Regions from separate parts of the Homo sapiens genome. Here region 1 is linked to region 2. A link is a loop called in an ENCODE intact Hi-C map of the cell type or tissue named here. Cell type or tissue: heart left ventricle. All regions are shown on one strand.

What was found. A loop is a pair of places that touch in the nucleus more often than their neighbours do. Peaks named below come from ENCODE experiments on the same cell type or tissue, not always from the same donor. Only the 100,000 strongest peaks of a DNase experiment are listed, where the experiment ranks them.
Region 1: it touches region 2 in a loop (3.0-fold over the local background); 25 of 110 quality-filtered maps call a loop at or near these places.

What each region holds. Positions count from the first base shown.
Region 1 is chr4:152,413,676-152,416,175 of GRCh38, forward strand. All of the region lies in intron 2 of FBXW7 (F-box and WD repeat domain containing 7), which reads right to left. Among named protein-coding and RNA genes, the nearest start is that of MIR3140, 74 kb to the right of the region's middle. In heart left ventricle, no CTCF peak of the experiment used is centred here; no DNase peak of the experiment used is centred here.
Region 2 is chr4:152,734,506-152,737,005 of GRCh38, forward strand. No RefSeq gene overlaps it. Among named protein-coding and RNA genes, the nearest start is that of TIGD4, 44 kb to the right of the region's middle. In heart left ventricle, a CTCF peak has its summit at 1,012 (motif pointing left); no DNase peak of the experiment used is centred here.

The DNA of each region.
Region 1 (2,500 bases), 320 kb before region 2:
TTACTCTAAAACAAATTATTTGCTGAGCATTCAATATGCTTCCTGTACATGTCAATTTTCTGGAGGATAATGTTTAGAATAATGTCTCTTTCAAGTTAACCAATGACATTTCATCTTTTTTGACCAGAACCCACAGTAAAATTATGTTTAACATCACAACTCTGCATGCATGCATTTAAACATATTAAAACAGTGATTTCAGAGAAAGGGAATTATGAAACATTTCTGGTATCTAAAGTCCCTATAAATCACCACCGTTAATCAAATACAGTTGATTCCCATTCACAGTAATTGTGTTCTATAAAATTGCTGCAACCACTGAATTAACAAATACTGAGCCATTGCTCCTAGGGGAAATACAGTTCTCACAAGCCTCTGGTCACAACACTGTTGCCAACTGATCAATGCATAACCTTTTTTATGCGTGTTTCTGCCTAAATATATCTTTAATATACATTGATTCATTAGCATCGAACTCATGGTCAACAGCATTATAACTAATGCCTGAATTAAGTTTCTTTAACACACATTAGTTTATCTTTAAGGCAAATTACAGCCTTCCTGCACTTCGGAACATTAAACAGAACTTCAGGCTATGTTTGGGGGCCATTCTAAACTGCACAATCACTAACAAAAAGCACCAAAATGAGGAAAATGCTTTTTCCTCATGGACCATGAAAATGACACTTGTTCATGGTATGAGAGCTGCAACAAGAAGGCAGAGCATCACCCTGCAGATCTCAACTGGAAATAAGTTTGTCAGGTGGCTCAAACTTTGTGATACTCTGCACAGTATATGTCCACAAATGACTATAAAAGTATCATTCGTGGCTGTGAAAGTGACTGTGTTGTTACAGTTCTGCTAACCTAACAAAGGATAAATGATCAGAGAAATTAAAAGCTCCATTATAGATATTAATCAATAAATGTTTCAAATAAATTGAAAGTTCAGATAGCTCAGATAAAATAAAGTTGGACTTTGCATAAAATAATGGCTGGAGAAAAGAACATTACTTTTCCTTTTTTAAGTGTGGGGAACAACATTCTTCTGGCAGTGTCTTTCAAGGTAGTGGAAAGTCCAGAGAGGTCCTGACCTATGGGTACTTTAAAAAGATGCCTACAGTCAGCTCCATTCTGGATGAAAAAGAGGTATAATAATTTTGCTCTTCAAAAAAATTTAAAATAGGTTACTTAGAGAAAGCACAGCTACTCCATGACTTTCCCCAAGTCCTAGAAAATACAGGGTAACTTTTAGTGACTATCCTTTGTTGATTTAGTGGCATTTCAGGCCTACCTTGGGGGAGGGGGGTGTATTTTAGACAACTTTCTCATGAACTTTTTAAACATTTTCTCAATAACCTTGTTTTTCAAAAAGACCTTTGATAATTCAAAACCATTTGAAATGCTTATTCTAGGAATGCTTAGAGGAATAAAAGTGGGCATAGATACAGTTGTTAAATAAGTGGAGCTCTGAGAGCCTGTCTTATATTGAACTAGAGTTGCCAGCTTCAAAGAAAAATTCCAAGGCAAATACTAACTTTGAAATCATAGTAGACACTGAGGAATACAGTTTATACCAATAAAACAAGAAGTAGTTTAAGTAAATTACTAAAGCCTCTGAATCACTAGGCAACATTAACATTTTCAGAATTTACATGGGCAGGTATAATCCATTAGGCTTGAGCTACAAAGTGATTTAAGAAGCTTTAGGACAAAGATAACAAGAAAGTAAACCAACTGTACTGATCATCAGGAAGAATAACTCAAAGCTTGGAATCACTTTCTGCAAGAAGTTTAGGATTTTCACTGAATTCTTAAAAGAGCCAACACCCTCCACTTCATATATGAACTTTCTATACCCCAAATTAATAATTTATTAATTACTATGATTAGGAGTAAGTACCTGAAATGCATGATGAAATAAGTTTTATCTTATTACTCCACTGCTCAACACCCACTAAGAGCTTCCCATTTCACTCAGAGTAAAAGCCAATGTCTTTTATGGTTGCCTGTTGGGTCCTTCTATCATCTACATACATCCCCACCACTGTGAACTCATATTTTACTACTCTCTCACTTTGTTCCACCCTTTCTGTCACCGTTCTTTCTTGAGGGGTAAAGTGTGCTGCAACCTCAGAGTCTTTGTGCTAGCTATTCCTCTTTTTATTTCTTTTACTTCCTTCATAGAGGACTCTGTTCAAATGTCCCCTATTCAATGATACTTTCCCTAACCATCCAACTTAAAATAATACCCCCCAGCATCACCTTCTCTTTTCCTTTGTCCTGACTTTACTCATTTCCACAGCACTATATAAAAGCAAAAATAGTACCTGCTATATAGCAAATACCTACCTATCCATCTATCCATCCATCAATTTATTTCTGTACTATCTGCCTTCCCACACTAGAATTTAAGTTCTATAAGGAAAAGGGACTTTTGTTTTTCATCACTATTATCTCCAGCACCCACAAAAATGCCTGACTCATAAGGCACTCAAAA
Region 2 (2,500 bases):
TGGAGGGGTTGGGGATCCCCCTTGATGGTTGCTAGGAGAGGCGTGGAGTCTGGCTGAAGGGGCATCTTACACTGAGCCATGCCCTTTCTTGGTGGCTGCCTAATGGAGGCCTTACTTGATCCCCACAACTCTATAAAGTGCACACTATTGTTATTCCAATTTTACAGAAGCAGATATATTTAAAAAGCAAGGACTTGGTGAATGAGGGCCTTTAAATTGCAGGTTGAATCTTAATCACCAATGAGGAAGTTGAGAAAGGGAGTCTATTTGGGTGTGAAAGTGGAGGGGAATAAAGGACTGGGAGGTGGATTCTGGTTTAACATGTCTGGAGTTGAAGTTGCAGGCAGCGGGGACTGCCACGTGGAAATGAGTTGAAGGTGCTTGGAACTATGGAAGTTGGCTCGGCATAGGTGTCAGAGCTGGAGAAGTGGATTTAAAGTCAGCAGTCCAAGCCAGAGCAGATTTTTCACCCCCAGATCTTCCCAGGTCTTACCACCTCAGGGAAAATGGAATTGTTTTCTAGGGGTGAGAAACAAGAAGGGATTAGAAATAAATTTCAAGGCCGGGTGCAGTGGCTCATGCCTGTAATTCCAGCACTTTGGTAGGCCAAGGCAGGCAGATCATTAGAGGTCAGGAGTTCGAGACCAGCCTGACCAACATGGTGAAACCCCGTTTCTACTAAAATACAAAAATTAGCCAGGTGTGGTTGTGGGCATCTGTAATTTCAGCTACTTGGGAGGCTGAGGCAGGAGAATTGCTTGAACCCAGGAGGCAGAGGTTGCAGTGAGCTGAGATCTCACCACTACATTCCAGCCTGGGCAACAGAGCAAGACTCCCTCTCAAAAAATAAAATAAAAATAAGTGAATTTCAATTTAGGAACCTGATAAAATCCCAGCTGTTGCCCTCAAACTACCTGTATAATATCTTTTCTCTCGCAGTGTTCTGAAGGATTTTCTCAATTTTATTGCAGGTTGAAGGCTAATGCTTTTGAAATATTGCTTTAATAGTGACCCCTAGTGTTATAAGGAGATATCTGCTAACTGATGAGGTAGTTTGGAAACGAAAATTCCCTTAACCTGAAAGTCATTGCATAGATTGATATTGCCAGAAGGTATCTTCATAAATTATTCAGTCCATCTCTCTGCCTTTAGGGAGGATCACACTTGAACAATTCCAGGTCACTTCCCTTCAAGAAAGATGTAATGGACCTGAAGAGAGTTCAGAGAATGGCAAGTAGCATAAACAAGGAGAGAAATGTACTTTCCTGTGAGAATGGATTGAAGAAAAGGAGAAAGAAGAGGACAAGGAGGAGGAGGGACAAGAAGAAACTGCAGACTAGAAAATGGACACATACAAAACAGTGAAGTAATATAACAAATCTTTACATACTAGCTCTAAGAGGCACCTCTTTGAAACTATGAAGGGGCTGCATTAGCATAATCCTGGCGACCATTTTTGAGCATTTGCTCCATGGCAGGCATGCTTACAACCACCCATAAGGTAAGAACCATTATGATCTCCATTTTAGAGATAAGGAAACAAGGTATAGCACTCAATTACTCAGCCGAGGTGCCAGATGCTATGTCTCACACCTGTAATCCCAGCACTTTGGAAGGCTGAGGTGGGGGAATTGCTTGAGTCAAGACATTTGACACCAGCCTGGGCAACATAGAGAGACCTCATCTCTACAGAAAATAAACAAAATAAGCTGCATGCAGTGATGCACATCTGTAGTACCAGCTACTCGAGAGGCTGAGCTGGGAGGATCACTTGAGTTCAGGAGGTTGAGGTTGCAGTGAGCTGAGCTCATACCACTGCCCTTCAGCCTGGGCAACAGAGGGTGAAAAACATAAAAATAAAAAAATTGCTAAGCTGAGACAGCTCCAAGGGGCAAAATCAGGATTGGAACTCAGGCTTTTTGACTCCTAAGTGTGTGCTTCTAACCTCAATGCAACAGCCCTTAACTAATAAATAGGAATGCTAATTTATATGCAGAAAGCACATAAGTCATTAAACTGGCAAAGGCTAAAAATATAAATTTGTTCTAGAAAAGTGTGGATGTGGACATGGCAGTTTGGGAACATCTGTGATGTTTTCAGGCAAATCCCCTGATCTGACCCGGTGTGCTAATTCTCGTGTCCTTACTACACATCAAATCTGCGGATTTTCAGAGTAGAAACCTCATGCAGACCAAGCAGTACATTTCAATTTTTTAAAATCTGCAACAGCAGAGAAATTCTTCATGTCTAGCTAAATCCCTCCTGTTGATGCCCATTTTCTTTTATCCTGTCATCAATGAAGATGGAAAACAGCTGGACATAATCCTCTCTAACCTTTTCTATATGTGAACACCATTAAGTCTCTCCAGGTTTCTGCTCTATCCACTTTCAAGATACATAGTCCTCCTTCCCTTTGAATATCTCCACAGGTTTTGTTATTTATCTTGTGATTTTAATGACCCTTAGGGAAGCATTTCCAATCCTAAAGAGAAGTTTGTGC